3 separate regions of the Homo sapiens genome follow, and all the other regions are linked to region 2. Evidence: chromatin loops called from intact Hi-C (ENCODE). Cell type or tissue: dorsolateral prefrontal cortex. All regions are shown on one strand.

Region 1 (8,000 bases), 120 kb before region 2:
ACTGGCTGGGGTGTCCCTCTGTCGGGGATCTGTCCAGGCTGTGACACCCACCAGCTCCCCACTCTGAGAAGAGCTTTCCCTACAAAACACCCACACACGCATACAGTGTGATTAAAGTAAAATGCAATTCATGTAAATATCTCCATCAAGGAATCATACAGGGAAGACCCAAGTGGCCATGGGGAACAGACTGGGTGTTAGTTTTTTAAATACAGAGGCATAAATAACTGTACACAAGGCAGTTAAATACACAGTGGTGCGATAGCACCTCCTGGTGGTCACTTGAAGTGGTGCACTCAGCAGCAAGTTCCATCTTTCACCCACTTGCCAGGCCTGGCATTTAAGATTTTGTCTCCAAGGGACCAGGGAGGCCCCAGTTTGAGAGAGGAGGCTCCGATCAATCCAGGGTGCTACTTGTTAGGAGGTCAAGTAAAGGGCTTGATGGGGAGCAACGTTGAGGAAATAAGACTTGAGGCTGGGGGATATCACTTTCCTCCATCTCCCCAGGCCCTGTGACCTCAGATAATGCAGAGCTGGCTCCATCCTTAAGTTCTGTGCCGGCAGCTTTAACCCCTCCTGTAGGCCCTCAGAGCGCTGACATCTCCAGGCTGCTGGGCTGCACCGCCACCCTGTCCTTCTTCGCCTCGTAAGGAAATACAGCACCAAAGATATCTTCGTGATAGCGCTTCTGGCTCTTTTAGGTAAAAACAGAGAGCAACGTGTCAAGTCCAGGCTGGGATGAGCCCCTGGGGTTGCCCAGCTTCCCTATCACATGGACCTTCATGAGCCATCTGTCTTCCCAACTGTTATACTTAGATTGTGCTTGAATCTGGTTTAGACCCTAACCCTGCTCAGCACCTGCTCTGGTGCGGGCCCTCTAACCATCTCCAAAGCTTTACTTAGCATACCCATTTCCTGCCCAGCGTTCATCCCCCACCCAAGATACTCCAGGAAGTGTGAGCTCTGAGATAAATATGTTTGGGAAATGCTACGTCCTTTCTTTCCTTCCAGCCTTGAAGGGTCCTGATGAACAGCAGCATACTGAAGGCTCCCAGAAGTCTTGTAGTAAAGCAACGTGTTTGCCTTGCCTTAACTAAGCATGTCCCAGGCTATTCGACCTTGGAATCTTTTTGATGCCAACTGTCTACCGACCCACTGAACACATTTGGGGAAATGCCTGTTATCTCCTCACTGTTCTTCAAACACGCCAGCTTAACTCCCACCCCCGGGGCCTTTGTACCTGCTGCCCCTCCAGAACAGCCCAGAGTGTTTCCTTCAGTATCCACAGGGCTCCTCCTCACCATCTCAGGTTTATTCTCAGATGCCACCTTCCAGCTCTGCCTTCCCTGGCCACCCTATTTAAAATTACACTCCCCAGCGTTCCCTGGGCTGTTTCCTGCTGTTTTTCTCTGAAGCACTACACCTCTTTCTTGTCTGGGTTTGTCAGCCCCAGTAGAATGTAAAGAATTTTTGCCTGATTCATTTACTGCTCTATCCCTAGCACATAGTAGGTGCTCAATAAATGTTCAGTTGAACGTATGAATGTGTCTTAGGGAGAGTATGGAAGTGACAATCACAGGCTTTGGAACCAGAGAGAGGCAGACTGAACTCTAGGCTCTCACATTTACTGCTGTGGTCCCCGTAGGCCCCCTTCCCTCTGTAAAAGGGGGTGCCTCCCTCATAAAGTCCTCGGCAGGACTGAATGAAATGTCACATGAGAATCCTTGGCAAGCAGTATGCCCAGTGTAAGCCCTTGATAAATATCACTATTATCTTCATCAATAAAATGCAAGCCCTTCCTGCTGGGGGGATGAGGGTGAGCAGACACCAGCCTGGGTGTAAATAAGAAGTGTGAGGTTCACACGAGGCTGACGGGGGGCAGCCTTGCTCTCCCCTGTGTTCACAGCCTTGCTTTGGCCACACAGATACTTTCTGAAAGGGGGGTTTGGGGAGAGGCCAGGGAGACTCTCCTGCCCCCATTCTACAGATGGAAAAATGGAACACATTCACCCGACTTCTCAAAGCTGCCAACTGGTCCAGGATGTGCAGTAAGGCCATCTGACAGCCCACCCAGCTCAGATCTCAGCCACTGCTAAGATTCTCTTGGGGTCCAGAACCTTTCTGGGCCTGATTCCCCTGGGTCTACCTGCCACCCCTGGTCCTGGCTCCAACGGCCTGTGCCCTTGGCCGGCACCTTCAGCCCACACACCCACTACTATACCTTGAGCTGAAAGAAATAGTCCTCGACCTGCTCCTCATTCAATTTCAGCTTGGCAGCCACCAGCTGCTTCAGGGTGTGGGCCACGTCCCGGGCCATGCGCACATCCCCGCAAACATAGAGGTGGCCTGGCTCCTTGTGGAGCACACGGAGCACCTCGCTGGCCAGCTGCTGCCGCAGGATGTCCTGAACATAGACCTGAAACCAGAGGAAACAGTGGGTTCAGTCCTCAGCTGCTCAGGACAAGGCTTGCAGGCAGGCCTGCTGGCCTCAAGGAGGCGGGGAGAGGGGCACTAAGGGGTGAGGAGTGAGTCCCCTTCCAGCCAGGACCTTGCAAGGGGCCAGGCTCAGGATGAGGTGCATGGATGCCCCTGGGGCTCGGCTGGGATTAGAGAGATAAATGCTGGACACAGTCCTGCCCTCGAGGGGCTGACCATCCAGTGGGGATCCCAGACTGTCTCTGAATTTGCCATGCTTCAAAAAGGCATCAATGAAGGCAGTCCCCCTGCCCAGGGCTCTGCCTACACCCCAGAAAAGGGAGCCTCTCAATGCAGTCTACCCATTAGGTCTCTGCAGGGTATGGATCCCGGGCTCCCCAGATACAAGGTCCAGGAGTCAGTCAGGGACTCTCTGCTCCTGCTCCACACAGGATGCCCAGTGGCCCCAGCACTGGGCACAGAGCACTGGGCCCAAGAGGTGCCCTGATGGGACAAATGTGTGAAGGCCGAGAGTCTATTCTGACACCCCAGGCTCAGGGGGTAACGCGGCCCTGGGGACAGAAGAGCCCCTCTGATGGCCGTGGTGGAAGCATCGGCCGCCCTCCAGCCTTGCAAGGCTTGAGCGTAGCCAGCCTGGACCACCTCTCCCCGGGCAGTCGCGTGTCCCAGGGGGCCTGCTGGGGACCTTCAGCAGGCTGGGCTCTGGGGTTAACCCGCGTGTGACCTAGGTTAGTCCTGAACCTCTCCAGGTCTGTCGCTTCTGCTGTATGAGAGGGTGTAATGCTCTTCACAGCATCACTCTGATGGTTGTGAATTACCAGCATTTTCGAGCTCAGGAGGTGAAGGCTCGGGGAGGCGAGGGGCCTGTGGGGACCCAGGGCTCACAGTGGAGCTTGTGTGTGTAATGCTTCACCTGCTTTGAGGCTGCATTTACCTTGGGCTTGCCAGGCAGGCGGGAATAGGCTGTGTGCACCGCATGCAGCACCCCCTTCTGGGCCATCTCCAGCATCTCCTCCTGGTAGATGTGGTCCTCATCTGGGCGGCGGCACCCAAACACCAAGGTCATGCGGCCTCCCCGCACTCCTGCAGGAGTCCCGGGCTGTTGTTACCATGTTGGCCACCAGAGGGCGCCAGGGCTCCAAGCCCAACTGGAATTCTCACTTCACTCCCACTAGCTATTTAATAGCATTATCCCCACTTTACAGATGAGGAAACTGAGGCCCAGCGCATTCAGATCACTCATCCATAGTCACAGAACTGAAAGTGCGGATGCAGAATTCCCTCAGCCAATCGGAGATCAAAAGCAGGGACTTTCCTGTTACCTCCACTCCCAGGAGAGGGAGCCCTGGCTACTATGCGGGAGACGGAAAGGCAGCCATTCTAACCCGCAGAGGCCCGCACAGGGAAGCAAACTTGGGAGGCCTTCCCTCGAGAGAGGTCAGGAACCGTTTGTGGGGCTGCAGTTCTGCTCCTAGGCAGGCGCTGGCCCCCTGGTGCCCCTCCCACCTGGGAAGCCTCCAGCCTTACCCTTGTGCTGGGAGTCATGGAGCCGTTGCTGCCAGAAACTGCGGAAGGGCGCGATGCCTGTGCCAGGCCCGATGAGGATGCAAGGATGGGAGGGATCCTCGGGGAGGTGGAAGCCGCTGGCACTGAAGAGGACAGGAGAAGAGGGGGCCAGTCCTCAGACACCCCAGGCCCACGCACACACAGGATGGCTGGGGAGCTGGGCCTGTGGGAGGCGGTCGTGAGGGGGTGGAGAGGACAAGAAGCTCCTATTTGATTTCCCACGTCCTGCAGGCTGCTTCACTTCTGTCCAGGCACCAGCACCTCCCCCAGGTCCTTCTGTAAAAGGGCCAAGCTCACTGGACTCTTGAGACCCACCTGTCATCGCTGTCCCTGCTACAGGCAGCCACACCAGTGTGACCCCAGTGCCTTCTTTATGGGCCAAGGGGCTCCGAGCGTCTCCTAAACCCCAGATCCCTCCCTTTCCTCCCGGAACTCCCAGGGGTCGGCGGCCCCACAGGGGACAGAGTGGAAGGGGTGCTTACTTCCGCACAAAGCAGGGCACTGGGTCTTGGGGCTTCAGGCTGTTGAGCCATGTGCTGCAGACGCCGTGGTGCAGGGGACCCTGGCCATCTGCAACGATACCACAAAGTGACCAACGTCCCCCCACTGCCCATGCGCAAACTGTACCAGCTGCTCCGCCCACACCACGGCCCTCCTTGGACGCCCCCACTCAGGCACTCTCAGGACTCAATGAGCAGCTGTTTGTCCTCCTGGTTCTGAGATCCACCCTCTGTAAGCGCGGAGCTGAGGAACGTTGAAAGGGACTTAGAGAGGCTGCAAGTTGCTCCTTCTGCCCAAGCAGAAACTGAGACGGGGAGAGGAAAAGTGACTTGAAAAAGGTCACTCAGGTCGTGGTGGAATCAGGTGGACAGCTCAGCTTCCCTGACTCCTACTCCAGTGCTCCTTCCAAAGACTTTCTCCGGGAACACTCCCAGCTCACCACTGAGCTCCACTGACAGCAGCATGAAGTGGCCCCTCAGGGTGGCTACTGCTGTGCGTGCTCATGAGCGTGGCCCTTGCTGGTAGCAACCCTGGGTGGTGGATGAGTTCCGCGCATTTCAGCCTGCTCTGGCACCTTGCTTTCCTCCTCAGTGGGCCCTCCTGGGCTTGTAGAAACCCAGGAGGTCTCTCTGGGTTGTGTTCCCTTTACAATGGCCCAGCACTTGAGGAAGGCCTCCAACCAACTGCAGAGGTCCCCCTGGTTTTCCTCGGGATTAAACTTTGATCTCACAGGACACGTCTGCCTCTCCTCTCCTGGTCTGGGTGGCTGTTCTCTAGCAGGGCAAATAGAGTCTCTGCCAAGGTTTTAGAAACTGTGTTTTTGCTTCTTGAGGACAGAGGGCTCGGAAGTGTGGGCAGCTCCCAGCTTTGCCAACCCAGGCAATGCTCAGTTACAGAGGGCAGGGCAGGGGGCAGCGGCCAGTGGTGGAGCCGAGACCACCTGGACGAGATGTTGGCCTCCCGCTCTATGGCAGCGTCACCCCCTGCTCTGCTTCCCTCAGTGACCCTGACCTTTCCTTCTTGGCTTCAGCACAATGAAAATCATCTAATTATTTCTATGCCTATCTCTCCACTGCCGCCTCTAGATGCTCCCTGAGGGCAGGGCTGATCTCTGTTGTATTTCCATACCCACCCCAGTGCCAGGCACCCACTGAATAGCTGAGTGAGTGAATGAATAATCAATGCAGAATCTCCCCTGCGTTCAGGCTGCATGATTGGGAAGACTAAGAACCACTGGCCTCCTACCAAGGGTTGAGTGCTCTTCACATCTGATCTCATTAAATTGTCCCAAGAGTAGTGGGACAGTGGAGTGGTGGAGGACTTGGACTCAGCAGTTAGACTATCCAGGTCTGAATCTCAGCTCTCCACTTACTAACAGTGTGACTTTCTGTGCCACCTGTAAAATGCACACAGTGCCTACCCCACAATGTAACTGATCATATACATACAGAAGGCTTGGTTTAGTGCCTGGTTCCTAGAGATCTCTCCCACACACCTCCTAATACTGTTAACAACTCTGGGCTGTGGGTGTTCCCTCCCTCCTTGAACTGATGAGGGAGCTGAATCTGAGTTGATGAACAGATGTCCAATAATGGGCGGAGCGGGGCTGTTCCAGAGCCTCTGCCCCTGGCTCACCTCGGGTGTGGTAGGTGACCACGGCCACAGTCAGGTGGATCTCTGTGGGCGTGTGATCCCGGGAGGAGCTGATGGAGTAGAACCTGGGCTTCAGAATGGGGAGCTGGGAAAGCAGGAAGCCAGCAGACACCCGCAGGGACGGGAACTCCTCTAGCACCTCCAGGAATGTGGGGCTGTTGGTGAACTTCCACTTGCTGTACTCTGAGGGCTAAAAGCCAAGGGTGATGTCAGTGACTCAGGGCGCCTGTCCCGCTTTGGGGAAAAGACTGTCACAACCCAGTATTCATTCATTCATTCACTCACTCAACAAACAAGTCCATGTGCCAGGCACTGTCCATGGTGCTGAGACGACCAAACTTGAGACAAAATAAGTGCCTGTCCTGGAGGAACTCAGTCCAGTACATTTATCTAACTTGTGTTACCTCCACTGTCGGCAACTCATGGGCAGGGGTCAAATCTTTATTGTAATTTATTTGGGGCAAGGCTTTGGAACCAATCAGACCTGGGTTCAAATCTTGGCTGGGTGTCCTCACTAGCTGTGGAATCTTGTCCCAATTACCCTTTGTGAAACAAGGACAGTATTGCCTGTCTTGTGGGGATGTTATGGGAATTAAATGAGAAAGCATGTGCCAAGTTAGTACATTGCAGCCACAAAATAATGGCGGTGGAGGTAGCTTAAATTGAGATAATTAGCTATAATGATGATGATAATAATGACAACCAGTGCCTTTTGCAAAGACTTGGAACCAGACAGTTGCAGGTGAGTTAACGCATTCTCTCATTAACTTATTAATTCAGCTCTCCATCTGTCACTCTGCCCATTATGCCCATTTATCCATTCATCCACATCATCCATCCCCCAATACATCTTAAGTGACAAGTTTATTCCAGTTTTGGGGAAAGCAAAGACGGATAAGGGCGGCTCCCCTTTCTAGCTAATGTTCAAGGCAGTGCACTCTGGTTGCATCCTGCAGACACTTGGAAAAATTCAGTTCACTCAACACAACTGTGTCCTAGACATGGGCCAGCGGACGATGCCTGGCTTCCCACCAGCCTTTGACAAGTCTCACTTTGGGAACCTGGTGTGGATCCCTCTTGAAAGTTAAAACCAGCTCTGGACTCTGGCTCCCCACATGCTGGGACCCCCCACATACCCCCACTGCCCACCAGCCCTGATCTTCACCTGGCACAGGGCCTCCAGCCTCTGTCTCTCAGGCTCTTCTGTGGCCACCTGGGCCAGCTTTTGGAGCAGCAGCTGGGTTGGGGGTGTGGTGATGTCCAGGAAGTAGGTGAGGGCCTGGCTGAGTGAGCAGGGGGGCAGCCTCTTGTCACTGACCCAGTAGCTGCCTGGATGGGGAAGGAAGGTGTCAGGATGGAAAAGAGGCCCCATTCAGGATTCTCAGCAGGTAGCGAGGCCCCCAGGCAGACACCCTCTATTCTCCAGCTGCAGGGGAAAGGAGGCTCTAAAGACCTGGCTCTAAGAGCAAAAGGCAGGAAGAAGGTGGCGCATGGAGAAAGGACTGCCAGGGAAGGCTGATCACCAGCCCCCAAAGGGGCAGTAAGTTGGCGTGGTCCTGATAAACTAACCACGTCCTTCTCTGGCCCAGACCTGAACTTTAGCAAGACACTCACTGGTGATCTACAGACTCACAATGACTAAATCCACCAAAGACTAATGGATACCTCACAGGCCAGTTGTTCACTTAGAGAGAAGCCCATGACTGCAGTCCCCTGGGTGCTGTACCAAGATGTGCTGGGTGAGCAGATGAGCCCAAAGGGAAGTCCCAGGGAGCAGCATGCAGGGCAGTCACAGCACAGACCCTGGTGCCAGAAGACACGGGTTCAAACCCTGGCTCCCCACT
Region 2 (8,000 bases):
GGAAGTGCCTGCCAACTGTGCAGTGAGGGCAAGTGTTCCCTCCTCCAAAGCAGCTCCCAACCATCGGCGGTAAGACTTAGCCAAGAAATACTCACCATCTCCCAGCCTTTCTCATTACTAGAAAGCAGTGAGAAACAAACAAATGAAAGACAGACATCACAGTTTGCCTGCGATCATCATTCTTTCCATTCAGCCAGCACTTAAGAGCTCACAGCCTGGGCAGCAGACACACAACTGGCCTGGAGGGTTCTGCAACGACTAATACCTGGTTCCTGGCTTCAACGGCTTCACTCTTTGGTGGAGGAGACAACTACATAAAGAGTTGATTACAAAATCGCCCCTTTGGAGAAGGTCCAAACTCCTTAGCAAGGCCTGCAGGGCTCTGCACGATTTGGTTCCCGTGGTGTATTCAAGCCTCATCCCCTCCACCTCCACCCCTATTTTCTCCACCCACCATGATGTCTCAACCACACCAAGCAGCATGCGAGTCCCTGAACAAGTGGTGCTCCTTGGCCTGAAATGCCCCTCCCCCAAGCTAGCAAAGATGCCTCTGTCCCCTTCTCTGACAGAGGTTTCCTCTCTGCAGCAGATCCCAACTGGAAAAAGGGAGATGCCTGAACCTTAATTCAAGTTTTGAAATTTTATTTTCCTGAGACTGGACATTTCACTTCATGCATTGAAACTGTTTTGTGACTTCAAAGTAGCCATAGCTTTGGGTTTTTAAAATTTAAGTCCAGCCAGAAATTTTTGAGGCTTTGTCTCAGTTTTCATCCAGGGACAGGGAGAACAGGAACCTCCAGAAAAAAAAAATACAAAGGAATTGTGAGAGAAAAAGATAAATCTATGTTATGATCACATCCTACGAGCCACAGTTGCTCAACCTCCAGGCAACCCACGTCTGTCTTTCCCTTAGACTGTGAGTCCCTTCCTGCGTGGAGGGAAGACTGTGCAGTAAATGGTCAATGAAGATGGGGTGGGCACAGGGGCGAGAAATGGAACTGCGTAGGGCGGGACAGGCTCTGCCCCAGGAAGCATGTGCTGGTGTAGGACTCAAGGCTAGCACTGCCCCAGGAGTCAGCCTCAGATATGCAGGGTCTTGCAAAGAAGGCCCTTGAGGGTTTTAACATCTGTCTTTTGCTACACAGATAAACCCAGAAACTTTATAATGCAAATGCACCCCAGAAAGGCAATGTGAGTCCAAAGGAGTATCTAAGTGTGGGCAACACGTGTCAAATCCTTTCCTGCTGACATTTTGCTTGTACAGTGGACACCAGGGAGAGCCGCAAGGACCCACCTAAAGAGAAGCATCAGCTGGGCGCGGTGGCTCACACCTGTAATCCCAGCCCTTTGGGAGGCCAAGGCGGGCAGATCACTTGAGGTCAGGAGTTCCAGTCCAGCCTGGCCAACATGGTGAAACCCCGACTCTACTAAAAATACAAAAATCAGCTGGGTGTGGTGGCATGTGTCTGTAATCCCAGCTTCTCAGGAGGCTGAGGCAGGAGAATCACTTGAACCCGGCAGGCGGAGGTTGCGGTGAGCTGAGATTGTGCCACTGCACTCCAGCCTGGGCAACAGAGTAAAACTCCATCTCAAAAAAAAAAAAAAAAAAAAAGGAAAAGAAAAAGGAGAGAAGTGTCATCACCAGGTAAACCAAAGACAAGAGATGGAGGCCACATGGCTGACAGCCCATCTGTGTGCACTGCCGTAATCTCACCAGCCCATGGGATGTGCAACCTGTAGCAGTGAGAAAAGTGAGCCTGACAGGTTAACAAATCTGCCCCAAATCACACCACCACTAAGTGACAGACTGGGATTCAAATTCAGGTGTCTGTATCTCCAGAGCCCCCTCCAGCAGGCCACACTGGCTGACTCTGGGTGAGACCTTCATCTCCTTCTTCCATTTGCTTGGAGGCTACTCTGTAAACCTTCAACTCTATGCATTTGAGAATTGAGAGGAGAAATGAAGGACCCATACGCATGGTCCACGCAGGGCTTGGAGTAGTGGAAGTCAGAGGGCAGGGTGGAAGGCAAGGCTGCTGCTGAGGATGGGAGGCTCTCCCAGGCTTCAACAGTGCCCCTGTGTGCACAGTGCTGTGTGCATCCTGCCTCCCCTACCGTGGGCCCCTGCATGACCGGGCTCACTACCCTCTGTGGCAGCACAGGGGCTGGGGGAGAGCAGCCAACACACTGTTCACCCACCCCACCCCTTGCTGGCTCCCTCACAGGCCAGCCACATGCTGGAGCTAGGCAACCACTGTCTGACATGTGGCAAGTCAGCACAGCTGGACCAAGCACCTACCTAGGAACTAAAGGTCATAGAACCACTCCAGGAGCTGGTCAAGAGCAAACGACACTAACTCTATCCTGAACCCTTGTCAGCCTTCAATCATTTCTCTCCTGTTGGGGAAACATCTGGGATACAGCTGCCCCCACTCCTATGATCACAATACAGCCCTGCCACCTGAGGAGGGGCCCCCAGCTCAACGGCAGGGGTGCAGACAGGGGCCTGGCTCAGCTTTGGCCCTAGCCTGAAACCCCTCAGCTTGCCCATACCCTGGTGGGGCAGATCTGACCTCATCAACTGTTGTCTAGCAGTGGGGCCAATCCCAGTCACCTTCTCTGAAGAATGACCCCTCCTGGGCAGCTTTGTCTGACTTGACTCTAGGTTCTCAACAGTAGATGACACTCAGGAAGGAGACAACGTATGCTTAGGGAACGTATGGTTTATCAGTTGAGAAGACACACGAGCTTCCACAAATTGATATATTTACTTCATTGCCAGCGGAGTACACTCGCATACATAGATATCTCTGAGTCACTTTAAGTCACATAACTGCAAGGATACAAACAAACACTAGTTCATCCCTGTGGCTGAGTGCCCTTGGGGAATACTCAGATCCCAGTGGGGCTTCTCTCTGCATCTTCTGGCCACTCTGGCCGTTCTCCCTGAGCCCACCCACCTTCTCCCCCTCCCTTCCATTCTTCCACGATGGTAGCAAAGCAGGGAAGTGCCAGTGGAAAGAGACTGCAGGTGCACAGAGGCTTGGACAGGCCAGAGTCCATGGCAGCTGCTTTGGCGTCTCTCCTTGGTTCATGTGGTGGGCACTTCACCACTTCAAGGACACTGTCAACTCCCTGAAGGCAAGGCCCAGGGCTTTGACTTCCCTAGGCATGGAGAGACAGTAGTCAGGAAAAGCAGCTCCTTGGCAGACTGCTGGGTGTGTGACAACTGTGAGGGCTCAGGGGCTACAAGCAGGGACAGGGCAAGCTCGCAAACAAAAAACTGAGACCCGATGCGGTGCATGCGGGGAGCAGAGCTGTGCAGGGCGCTGCAGGAGCAGAGGAGGGGGCGGGGCAGGACGGCTTCCTTGAAGGGAGCCCTTCAGGCACTGTCATGTGCCACATCCTGTGTGAGGCACTTCACCTTCATCTTATTGCATCTGGGATTCAAATCCAGATCTGTCTGGTTCTAAAACCCACGTGCTTTCTTCTGTACAGGTTGCTACCTGAGGGGACATCTGCTCTGGGACTCAGAGAATGATAAAGAGATCTCCAGAATAAATGAATCACTTTCAGAGAAAAGTAAAAGAACAAAAACACAAAAATAAAAAACACACAAAAGAAGCAAAAAAATACTACATTCTCCCCAAATTTCACATCGTAAGTGGCTGGAAGTGCAAACATAAAGGATGCTAGCAACATGGCCGCGGCAAGAGGAGCCTCTGGAGCAAGGTCAGCTTCTCCCCTGATTTCTGGCTTTCAGCCAACAAGGCCAATGGCTCTTCCAAACCAGCTGCTGCTGCTGAGCTCCAGAAGAGGGGCCTCTCAACTTCCAGAGGCCAGGAAGGCTCACCCTCGGAGCTCTCAGTTTTGTTTTTTATACTGCAAGACAGAGAGATTCGAAGTGGAGGAGGGAAGCCAACAGGGGCAGGAGGACTCTGGAGAAATCTCAGGCCTCCATCATCTGGACCTCACCTGCCTCCTGCAGGGGCTTCTTGGAGGTGGTGAAACCCAAGCAGGAGGCACTGGGCAGCCAAATCTCTAGTTCATGCCTGGACTCCCTTTCTTCTTTAGTGAAAAAGGAAGCTGACAGGGCTGGGGAGGGAGGATAGTGATAACTCACTCTGGAGAGTGAGTTAGAAGGACAGGGAGGTATGGTCACACTCCAACTCTCTAGGTCCTTCTAATACCAGCATCTAAGGGCCAAGACGCCAGTCTACATTCCTGACTCACTCCCTTCCTCCACCAAAACATACTGAATGTTTCCTCCATAATTCTGCCCCAGTGTGAATACCCCCCAGAGACAGGGAGTCCCCCGCCAGGACAGCTTCCCTCTCTGCGGCATCACAGTGCCACCGCCGGCTCTGGCACTATAGCTTTCCCTCCTTCTTCCTGCTGCCCCCTCTCAGCTCGATCAGCACTGTTGGGCAGAAATTTGCCTTTAAGGATGAAGAGTGAGAGCCCCTCCCCACTTGCAGAATATAAATGCAACCAGAAGGGATTTGTCTTCACCTTTCAGCTTCTGGAGGAGGGAAGCAGCTGGCTGGTGGCCTCCTCCACAGGGACCATTCTCAACTGTGGGGCAGGAGTGGCCTCTAGTGGTCATGGGGATCACAGCCATCATCACCCCAGCTCGCAGGCAGAGCCCAGGGGCCAAGCACCTACTTTGTTCATGATCCAGTCAGCATCTTCAATGGCTCTTTTAATAATCTGCTGGATTCTCTCAGGGTTGTCTTCATCTGAATGAACCCGAAAACTCTGCAAGTTTAAGCATAAAGAAAGATGACTAGGCAAAATTCCCAGGACAGGCAGCTTCAGAGCACCAATCACAGGCCAGGGACACTGCTGGGCACTTTATACCCAGCAGCTCTCTTCATCCTCCATAGACTGTTATGATTATCCCACACAGAGATGAGGAAACAGAGGCTCACTTGCTGCTGAACAATAGCATTTGAATCCTAGTCTATGTGACTGCAAAGCATGTACTCCTGCCACCAAGGTAGGTGCAAAAAGACTGGCCCCCAAGTTACTGCCAAATCAAGCTAGGCCCAAAGGCTATCAGGCAGTAGAGTCCAAGGGGAAACTTCCATCTCTCTTCCTCAGAAGACGCTGCTTTCCCCAGGGTGAGATCTCTGCATAGGCTTTACAGCAGGGAGGAAGAAGTAGGACTTCTCTCGGCCCAGTGCTAGGAGAGCTACACAGGGAAGGGAGGGGAGGTAGTAGATAGAGTGGCCTCAGGAAATCCACCCAGGCCCAGTGCAGAGCATGGGATACTGTTTGCTTTTGACCAGATATTCATCCTTGAGAAGCAACCTAAGATTCAGGTTTTGCTTTTCAAAAAGAACTGGCACCAGGCATGGTGGCTCATGCCTGTAATCACAGCACTTTGGGAGGCCGAGGCGGGCAGATCACCTCAGGTCGGGAGCTGGAGACCAGCCTGACCAACATGATAAACCCCATCTCTACTAAAAATACAAAGTTAGTCGGGCGTGGTGGCACATGCCTGTAATCCCAGCTACTCGGGAGGCTAAGGGAGGAGAATCGCTTGAACCCAGGAGGCAGAGGTTGTGGTGAGCTGAGATTAAGCCATTGCACTCCAGCCTGGGCAACAAGAGTGAAACTCCATCTCAAAAAAAAAAAAAAAAAAAAAAAAAAAAGAACTGGCACCTCCCTCCCCTGTCACTCCCAGCCCCACACATCCTCCTGCTCATCTTTAGGAGCGCCCCCCGCTCAGCATCCACCTCTGGCATGCCCTCCTTGACTCCCCCAGACAGCTAACTGCTCGTTCTCCATGTTTCCACAGCCCTCTGTGGCTACCGCCACCTCTGATTTTTTTTTTTTTTTACTTTCCATATTATATGTGTATGAATTTTAGCTAACTTTCTATTTGGAAATGATTTCTCACTTACAGAAAGTTGTGATAATAATACAAAGAATTTCCTACCAGAATCACTGACTGTTAACATTTTGCTACACTCGCTTTATCATTCTCTTTATATAAGTATGTATAAATTTTTTCAGAAGCATTTAAGAGTAAGTTGCAGACACGCTATCCTTACCCCTAAACATTCCCATGTGTAGTTCCTAATGACAAGGGCATTCTCTGACATAACCACAGTAATCAAATTCAGAAGACTCAACATTGATACAACTCTATAATCCATAGCCCATATTCCAATTTCATGCACTGCCCCAGTAATATTCATTTTTTTTTTTTGAGGCAGGGTCTCACTCTGTCACCCAGGTGAGAATGCAGTGGCACAATCACAGCTCATTGCAGCCTCGACCTCCGGGCTCAAGCAATCCTCCCACCTCATTGTTTGATTTTTCTGTAGAGACAAGGTCTTTCTATGTTGCCCAGGTTGGTCTTGAACTCCTGAGCTCAATCTGCCTGCCTTAGCTTCCCAAAATGCTGGGATTACAGACATGAGCCACCATGCCTGGTTCCCAATAATATTCTTTACAGCATTTTTTTTCTGGTCTAGGATCATACATTACATTTAGTCACCATATCTCTTGAGTTCTCTAATCCAGAACATCAAAAATGTCAGCGTTGTGTTTCACGACACTGACATTTTTGATGAGTACAGGCCTATTAGTTATGTGGTAGATGGCCTCTCGATTTGGTTTTACCTGATGTTTTCTCAGGATTAAATTCAAGTTGTGCACTGTTGGCAGGGATGCCTGCCTAAATGATGTCGTGTCCCACAGTCTATTTTAATTACCCACTTAGCTGCCTCATGCATGCCCTAGCACAGCTGGTGTGCTGGGTGAGGCACCCTCTGTTTCCTGGACAGAGAGGAGCTGGGCTGCCCAGCACTGGTTTCCTGTGGCTCTTCCCACACTGCCACCTCACCACCATCTCAGAGACTAGCTCTGTGCCCTGGCCTTGGCCTCTGACCTGCGCCCCTAAGCCTGCCATTAGAGGCAGCCCCCAGACCTGGTAGAGCCAGCTCGCACCTGCCTGACAGCATGCTTGTAATGCTGCTGGATGCCCTTGGTCGGCAGCTGCTGGCAACAGCGCAGCAAGTATCGGTAGAGCTGCAGTGGCCTCCGAACCAGTTCTGCTCCTGGCAGCGGGGCCATCCGTGAGACCCTCTGTCCCTGGAAAACAAGCAGGATCACTTCCAGGGCATCAAGCCAAGTTCAGTACTCAGCCCTGACCCCCAGTTCCCAGTACTCTGGGAAGCAAGCTTGGTGCAGTGCAGAGGCCCCTCCTGTCCCATCCCATGGAGCCTGCACCTTGGGGTGGGGTGGGCATTCAGTTCAACAGAAGCTCTAGCCCAGAGCAGGCCCACAAGACCAAAGGTGAGTGTGGAGGGAGACTTACAGCCTCATCCCTGGCGTCTTCTTTCTGGAACTCAACTTCAAGTGGTGCATGAGTAGGTGTCCCTCACCGGCAGGGTAGGGTAGAAAAGCAGGAAGACCCTGAGGGGCAATCACTAGGAAACCAGCTCTGACATCAGCCATGGTCTGGCGAGGGCACCAAGCCACAGAGGGGAGAATGCCTACAGGCCTGAGCCTTGAAATTCAAAGTGTGCTCCTGAACCAGCAAAACCCACAGCATCGGGAGCTCATCACAAATGTAGTCTTGGGCCCCACCCCAAAGACCCACCAGATCAAACCTGCATTTTAACAAGGATGCCAGGAGATTTGCAGGCACATTTTAAAGTCTGAGAAGCATGAATCTAGGGGGCTCTGCAGAGAAGTTGCTGGACAGAGTCACCACAGCGTGGGCACGTGATTTCATTTCACTATGAGTTATCATAAAAATCACAATGGGCTGGGCGTAGTGGCTCACGCCTTTAAGTAGGGCAGATCACTTAAGGTCAGGAGTTTGAGACCAGCATGGCCAACACGGTGAAACCCCGTCTCTACTAAAAATACAAAAATTAGCCAGGCTTAGTGGTGCATGCCTGTAATCCCAGCTACTTGGGAGGCTGAGGCAGGAGGATCACTTAAACCCCAGAAGTGGAAATGGCAGTGAGCCAAGATAGTAC
Region 3 (8,000 bases), 220 kb before region 2:
TGGGAGCCGTGTGTTGCTAGGACCCCAGCGTCCCCTGCTGAGCTCCTTCCTTGGTTCTGACCAGGAGAAGGAAATGGGGCTCAGTCTCTTAAGAAGCCTTCCTTGGCCAGCTCCAAACCCGGGAGGGTCCCCAATCCCTCAGACGAGGATGCTGTGGCCCACACTTGCCTCGACATGTTGCCTTCCCAGGGACCACATCCGTATGAGACAAACTCACATGGGACAGGTGGCCCCAGAGCAAAACGCTAAGACAGTGTCTAAGAAGAAGCTCAAGGCCTTCCCAGAAGCGCTGGCCTCATGTGAGAATCCCACCCACGCCAGACCCCGTTTCAGATCCTTTGTGAGGGAGGCAGGCCTGTGCCCCCTGCCCTACCACAGGTCTTTGGACAAGCAACGAAGCTCCATCTTCTGCTGTCACACCTGGCAGCCATTTCAGAGGAGCCATGGCCTGCCTGGGTTGTCCCTCTGTGGGGGATCTGTCCAGGCTGCGACACCCACCAGCTCCCCACTCTGTATAACTGAGGGCCACATTCCCTACAAAACAGCCCCCAACCCCCCTCCCCCGCCACACACACATACAGTGTGATTAAAGTAAAATGCAATTCATGTAAATATCTCCATCAAGGAATCATACAGGGAAGACCCAAGTGGCCGTTGGGAACAGACTGGGTGTTAGTTTTTTAAATACAGAGGCATAAATAACTGTACACAAGGCAGTTAAATACACAGTGGTGTGACAGCACCTCCTGGTGGTCACTTGAAGTGGTGCACTCAGCAGCGGGTTCCATCTTTCACCCACTTGCCAGGCCTGGCGTTGAAGATTTCGTCTCCAAGGGACCAGGAAGGCCCCAGCTTGAGAGAGGAGGCTCTGATCAATCCAGGGTGCTACTTGGTAGGAGGTCAAGTAAAGGGCTTGATGGGGAATGAAGTGAAAAAATAAGATGTGAGGCTGGGGGATATCACTTTCCTCCATCTCCCCAGGCCCTGTGACCTCGGATAATGCAGAGCTGGCTCCGTGGTTAAGTTCTGTGCCGGCAGCTTTAACCCCTCCTACGGGCCGTCAGAGCGCTGACATCTCCAGGCTCCTGGGCTGCACTGCCGCCTTGTCTGCTTGTAGGGAAATACAGCACCAAAGATATCTTCGTGATAGCACTTCTGGCTCTTTTAGGTGGAAACAGAGACCAAAGTGTCAAGTCCAGGCTGGGATGAGCCCCCGGGGTTGCCCAGCTTCCCTATCACATGGACCTCCATGAGCCATCTGTCTTCCCAACTGTCATACTAAGATTGTGCTTGAATCTGGTTTAGACTCTAACGGCCCTCAGCACCTGCTCTGGTGCGGGCCCTCTAACCATCTCCAAAGCTTTACTTAGCATACCCATTTCCTGCCCAGCACTCATCCCCCACCCAAGATACTCCAGGAGGTGTGAGCTCTGAGATAAATATGTTTGGGAAATGCCACATCCTTTCTTTCCTTCCAGCCTTGAAGGGTCCTGATGAGCAGCAGCATGCTGAAGGCTTCCAGAAGTCTTGTAGTAAAGCAACGTGTTTGCCTTGCCTTAACTAAGCATGTCCCAGGCTATTCGACCTTGGAACCTTTTTGATGCCAACTGTCTACCGACCCATTCAACGCATTTGGGGAAATGCCTGTTATCTCCTCACTGTTCTTCAAACACACCAGCTTAACTCCCACCCCCGGGGCCTTTGTACCTGCTGCCCCTCCAGAACAGCCCAGAGTGTTTCCTTCAGTATCCACAGGGCTCCTCCTCACCATCTCAGGTTTATTCTCAGATGCCGCCTTCCAGCTCCGCCTTCCCTGGCCACCCTATTTAAAATTACACTCCCCAGCGTTCTCTGGGCTGTTTCCTGCTGTTTTTCTCTGAAGCACTACAGCTCTTCCTTGTTTGGGTTTGTCAGCCCCAGTAGAATGTAAAGAATTTTTGCCTGATTCATTTACTGCTCTATCCCTAGCACATAGTAGGTGCTCAAAAAATGTTTGGTTGAACGTACGAATGTGTCTTAGGGAGAGTATGGAAGTGACAATCACAGGCTTTGGTACCACAGAGAGGCAGACTGAGCTCTAGGCTTTCATATTCACTGCTGTGGTCCCCGTAGGCCCCCTTCCCTCTGCAAAATGGGGTGCCTCCCTCACAAAATCCTCGGCAGCACTGAACAAAATGTCACAGCAGAATCTTTGGCAAGTAGTATGCCCAGTGTAAGCCCTTGATAAATATCACTATTATCTTCATCAATAAAATGCAAGCCCTTCCTGCTGGGGGGATGAGGGTGAGCAGACGCCAGCCTGGGTGTAAATAAGAAGTGTGAGGTTCACACGAGGCTGACAAGGGGCAGCCTTGCTCTCCCCTGTGTTCACAGCCTTGCTTTGGCCACACAGATACTTTCTGAAAGGGGGGTTTGGGGAGAGGCCAGGGAGACTCTCCTGCCCCCATTCTACAGATGGAAAAATGGAACACATTCCCCCGACTTCTCAAAGCTGCCAACTGGTCCAGGATGTGCAGTAGGGCCTTCTGACAGCCCACCCAGCTCAGATCTCAGCCACTGCTAAGATTCTCTTGGGGCCCAGAACTTTTCTGGGCCTGACTCCCCTGGGTCTACCTGCCACCCCTGGTCCTGGCTCCAACGGCCTGTGCCCTTGGCCGGCACCTTCAGCCCACACACCCACTACTATACCTTGAGCTGAAAGAAATAGTCCTCGACCTGCTCCTCATTCAATTTCAGCTTGGCAGCCACCAGCTGCTTCAGGGTGTGGGCCACATCCCAGGCCATGCGCATATCCCAGCAAACATAGAGGTGGCCTGGCTCCTCGTGGAGTACACGGAGCACCTTGCTGGCCAGCTGCTGCTGCAGGATGTCCTGAACATCGACCTGAAACCAGAGGAAGTGGTGGGTTCAGTCCCCAGCTGCTGGGGACAAGGCTTGCAGGCAGGCCTGCTGTCCTCAGGGAAGTGGGGAGAGGGCACTAAGGGGTGAGGAGTGAGTCCCCTCCCAGCCAGGACCTTGCATGGGGCCAGGCTTAGGATGAGGCGCACAGATGCCCCTGGGGCTGGGCTGGGATTAGAGAGATAAATGCTGGACACAGTCCTGCCCTCGAGGGGCTGACCATCCAGTGGGGATCCCAGACTGTCTCTGAATTTGCCATGCCTCAAAGAAGCATCAGTGAAGCCAGTCCCCCTGCCCAGGGCTCTGTCTATACTCTGGAAAAGGTAGCCTCTCAATGCAGACTGTCCATCAGGTCCCTGCAGGGTACGGATCCCGGGCTTCGCAGTTAGAAGGTCCAGGAGTCAGTCGGGGACTCTCTGCTCCTGCTCCACACAGGATGCCCAGTGGCCCCAGCACTGGGCACAGAGCACTGGACCCGAGAGGTGCCCTGATGGGACAAATGTGTGAGGACCGAGAGTCTGTTCTGACACCTCCGGCTCAGGAGACAACGCGGCCCTGGGGGCAGCAGAGCCTGTCTGAGGGCCGTGGTGGAAGCGTTGGCCGCCCTCCAGTCTTGCTGGGCTTGACACAGCCAGCCTGGATCACCTCTCCCTGGGCAGTCGCATGTCCCAGGGGTCCTGCTGGGGACCTTCAGCAGGCTAAGCTCTGGGCTTAACCCGCGTGTGACCTAGGTTAGTCCTGAACCTCTCCGGGCCTGTCGCTTATGCTGTATGAGAGGGTGTAACGCTCTTCATAGCATCACTCTGATGGTTGTGAACTACCTGCATTTTAGAGCTCAAGAGCTGAAGTCTCAGGGAGGCGAGGGGCCCGTGGGGACCCAGGGCTCATACTGAAGCCTGTGTGTGTAATGGCTTCACCAGCTTTTAGGCTGCATTTACCTTAGCTTGCCAGGCAGGAGGGAATAGGCGTGTGCACCGCATGCAGCACCCGCTTCCGGGTCATCTCTAGCATCTCCTCCCGGTAGGTGGCGGTCCTCATCTGGGCGGCGGCACCAGAAGACCAGGGTCCTGCGGCCTTCCAGCACTACTGCCGGGAGTCCCGGGCTGTTGTTATCATGTTGGCCACCAGAGGGCGCAACGGCTCCAAGCCCAACTGGAATTCTCACTTAACTCCCACAAGTATCCTAGCTAGTTAATAGCATTATCCCCACTTTACAGATGAGGAAACTGAGGCCCAGGGCATTCAGATCACTCATCCATAGTCACACAACTGAAAATGCAGATGCGGGATTCCCTCAGCCCATCGGAGCTCAAAAGCAAGGACTTTCCCATTATCCCCACTACCAGGAGAGGGAGCCCCGGCTCCGGTGCCGGAGACGTGAAGGCGGCCATTCTAACCCACAAAGGCCCGCACAGGGAGGCAAACTTGGGAGATCTTCCCTCCAGAGAGGTCCAGGAACCGTTCGTGGGGCTGCGGTTCTGATTCTAGGCAGGCGCTGCCCCTGGTGCCCCTGCCACCTGGGAAGCCTCCAGCCTTACCCTTCCGCTGGGAGTCATGGAGCCGCTGCTGCCAGAAACTGTGGAAGGGAGCGATACCTGTGCCAGGCCTGACAAGGATGCGAGGATGGGAGGGATCCTCGGGGAGGTGGAAGCCGCTGACACGGAAGAGGACAGGAGAAGAGGGGGCCAGTCCTCAGACACCCCAGGCCCACGCACACACAGGATGGCTGGGGAGCTGGGCCTGTGGGGGGTGGTCGTGAGGAGATGGAGAGGACAAGAAGCTCCTATTTGATTTCCCATGTCCTGCAGGCTGCTTCACTTCTGTCCAGGCACCAGCACCTCCCCCAGGTCCTTCTGAAAAAGGGCCATGCTCACTGGACTCTGGGCCCCTCCAGCACTGTTGTCATCGTTGTCCCTGCTAGAGACAGGCACACCAGTGTGACCCCAGTGTCTTCTTTATGGGCCACGGGGCCCCCGAGTGGCACCTAAACCCCAGATCCCTCCCTTTCCTCCCGGAACCCCCAGGGGTCGGCGGTCCCACAGGGGACAGAGTGGAAGGGGTGCTTACTTCCGCACAAAGCAGGGCACTGGGTTTTGAGGCTTCAGTTGTTGAGCCATGTGCTGCAGACGCCGTGGTGCAGGGGACCCTGGCCATCTGCTACGATACCACAAAGTGACCAATGTCCCCTACTGCCCATGTGCAAACTGTACCAGCTGCTCCGCCCACACCACGGCCTCCTTGGACGCCCCCACTCAGGCACTCTCAGGACTCAATGAGCAGCTGTTTGTTCTGGTTCTGAGATCCACCCTCTGTAAGCGCGGAGCTGAGGAACGTTGAAAGGGACTTAGAGAGGTTGCAGGTTGTCCCGTCTGCCCAAGCAGAAACTGAGTTCCGGAGTGGAAAAGTGACTTGGAGAAGGTCACTCAGGTCGCGGTGGAATCAGGTGGACAGCTCAGCTTCCCTGACTCCTACTCCAGTGCTCCTTCCAAAGACTTTCTCCGGGAACACTCCCAGCTCACCACTGAGCTCCACTGACAGCAGCATGAAGTGGCCCCTCAGGGTGGCTACTGCTGTGCGTGCTCATGAGCGTGGCCCTTGCTGGTAGCAACCCTGGGTGGTGGATGAGTTCCGCGCATTTCAGCCTGCTCTGGCACCTTGCTTTCCTCCTCAGTGGGCCCTCCCGGGCTTGTAGAAACCCAGGAGGTTTCTCTGGGTTCTGTTCCCCTTACAATGGCCCAGCACTTGAAGGAGGCCTCCAACCAACTGCAGAGGTCCCCCTGGTTTTCCTCGGGATTAAATTTTGCTCTCACAAGACATGTAGGCCTCTCCTCTCCTGGTCTGGGTGGCTGTTCTCTAGCAGGGCAAACAGAGTCTCTGGCCAGTTTTTAGAAACTGTGTTTGTGCTTCCTAGAGGACAGAGGACTCAGAAGTGTGGGCAGCTCCCAGCTTTGCCCACCCAGGCAACGCTCAGTTACAGAGGGCAGGGCAGGGGGCAGCGGCCAGTGGTGGAGCCGAGACCACCTGGACGAGATGTTGGCCTCCCGCTCTATGGCAGCATCACCCCGCCCCCTGCCACCCCGGCCCACTTTGCTTCCCTCAGTGACCCTGACCTTTCCTTCTTGGCTTCAGCACAATGAGAATAATCTAATTATTTCTATGCCTATCTCTCCACTGCCGCCTCTAGATGCTCCCTGAGGGCAGGGCTGATGTCTGCTGTATTTCCACACCCACCCCAGTGCCAGGCATGAGGAGGTGTGAGATAAACCATCACTGAATGAGCTGAGTAAGTGAATGAACAATCAATGCAGAATCTCCCTTGTGTTCAGGCTGCACGACCAGGAAGACTAAGAACCACTGGCCTCCCACCAAGCATTGGGTGCTCTCCACGTCTGATCTCATTAAATTGTCCCAAGAGTAGTGGAACAGTGGGGTGGTGGAGGACTTGGACTTAGCAGTTAGACTAATCAGGTCTGAATCTCTGCTCTCCACTTACTAACAGTGTGACTTTCTGTGCCACCTGTAAAATGCACACAGGGCCTACCCCACAATGTAACTGATCATATACATACAGAAGGCTTGGTTTAGTGCCTGGTTCCTACAGATCTCTCCCACACGCCTCCTATTACGGTTAACAACTCTGGGTGGTGGGTGTTCCCTCCCTCCTTGAACTGATGAGGGAGCTGAGGCTGAGTTGATGAACAGATGCCCAATAAGGGGCAGACTGCGGCTGTTCCAGATCCTCCTCCCTGGGCTCACCTCGGGTGTGGTACATGAGCACGGTCACAGTCAGGTGGATCTCCATGGGCATGTGATCCCAGGAGGAGCTGATGGAGTAGAACCTGGGATTCAGAATGGGGAGCTGGGAGAGCAGGAAGCTAGCAGACACCCACAGGGACAGAAACTCCTCCAGCACCTCCAGGAACGTGAGGCTGTTGGTGAACTTCCACTTGCTGTACTCTGAGAGTAAGTGGAGGGTGATGTGAGCGACTCAGGGCACCTGCCCCACTTTGGGGGAAAAGGCTTTCACAACCTAGTAGTCATTCATTCATTCACTCACTCACTCAACAAACAAGTCCATGTGCCAGGCACTGTCCAGGGTGCTGAGACTACCGAGCTTGAGAAGAAATAGTTCCTGTCCTGGAGGAACTCAGTCCAGTACATTTATCTAACTTATGTGACCTCCTCCACTGTCGGCAACTCGTGGGCAGGGGTCAAATTTTTGTTGCAATTTAATTTGGGGCAAGGCTTTGGAACCAATCAGACCTGGGTTTAAATCTTGGCTGGGTGTCCTCACTAGCTGTGGAATCTCATCCCAATTACTTAACCTTTGTGAAACAAGGATAGTATTGCCTGCCTTGTGGGGATGTTATGGGAATTAAATGAGAAAGCATGTGCCAAGTTAGTACATTGCAGCCACAAAATAATGGTGGTGGAGGTAGTTGGAATCGAGATAATTAGCTATAATGATGACAATAATAATGACAACCAGTGCCTTTTGCAGACTTGGAACCAGACAGTTGCAGGTGAGCTAATGCATTCTCTCATTAACTTATTAATTCAGCTCTCCATCTGTCACTCTGCCCATTATGCCCATTTATCCATTCATCCACACCATCCATCCCCCAATACATCTTAAGTGACAAGTTTATTCCAGTTTTGGGGAAAGCAAAGACGGATAAGGGCGGCTCCCCTTTCTAGCTAATGTTCAAGGCAGTGCACTCTGGTTGCATCCTGCAGACACTTGGAAAAATTCAGTTCACTCAACACAACTGTGTCCTAGACATGGGCCAGCGGACGATGCCTGGCTTCCCACCAGCCTTTGACAAGTCTCACTTTGGGAACCTGGTGTGGATCCCTCTTGAAAGTTAAAACCAGCTCTGGACTCTGGCTCCCCACATGCTGGGACCCCCCACATACCCCCACTGCCCACCAGCCCTGATCTTCACCTGGCACAGGGCCTCCAGCCTCGTCTCTCAGGCTTTTCTGTGGCCACCTGGGCCAGCTTTTGGAGCAGCAGCTGGGTGGGGGTGTGGTGATGTCCAGGAAGTAGGTGAGGGCCTGGCTGAGTGAGCAGGGGGGCAGCCTCTTGTCACTGACCCAGT

Evidence for each region. A loop is a pair of places that touch in the nucleus more often than their neighbours do. Peaks named below come from ENCODE experiments on the same cell type or tissue, not always from the same donor. Only the 100,000 strongest peaks of a DNase experiment are listed, where the experiment ranks them.
Region 1: it touches region 2 in a loop (11-fold over the local background); 74 of 110 quality-filtered maps call a loop at or near these places.
Region 3: a loop joins it to region 2, with 11 times the contacts of the local background. A loop is called at or near these places in 55 of 110 quality-filtered maps.

The regions. Positions count from the first base shown.
Region 1 is chr17:27,756,660-27,764,659 of GRCh38, forward strand. It overlaps NOS2 (nitric oxide synthase 2), which reads right to left. Exons shown (of 27, transcript NM_000625.4): 21 at 7,322-7,485; 22 at 6,139-6,346; 23 at 4,485-4,572; 24 at 3,964-4,085; 25 at 3,371-3,519; 26 at 2,222-2,416; 27 at 107-694. The coding sequence ends at 587. Among named protein-coding and RNA genes, the nearest start is that of NOS2, 40 kb to the right of the region's middle. In dorsolateral prefrontal cortex, CTCF peaks have their summits at 265 (motif pointing left), 3,553 (motif pointing right) and 3,752 (motif pointing right); DNase peaks (open chromatin) are centred at 282 and 3,552.
Region 2 is chr17:27,875,609-27,883,608 of GRCh38, forward strand. LYRM9 (LYR motif containing 9) reads right to left here. Exons shown (of 4, transcript NM_001076680.3): 2 at 6,961-7,104; 3 at 4,666-4,758; 4 at 2,750-3,882. The coding sequence starts at 7,086. The coding sequence ends at 3,865. Among named protein-coding and RNA genes, the nearest start is that of LYRM9, 14 kb to the right of the region's middle. RefSeq lists an enhancer at 6,357-7,047. In dorsolateral prefrontal cortex, CTCF peaks have their summits at 4,596 (motif pointing left) and 4,798; a DNase peak (open chromatin) is centred at 4,583; H3K27ac peaks cover 5,017 bases.
Region 3 is chr17:27,650,862-27,658,861 of GRCh38, forward strand. It overlaps the pseudogene NOS2P1. Among named protein-coding and RNA genes, the nearest start is that of LGALS9, 24 kb to the left of the region's middle. In dorsolateral prefrontal cortex, CTCF peaks have their summits at 761 (motif pointing left), 964, 4,025 (motif pointing right) and 4,225 (motif pointing right); DNase peaks (open chromatin) are centred at 760 and 4,020; H3K27ac peaks cover 866 bases.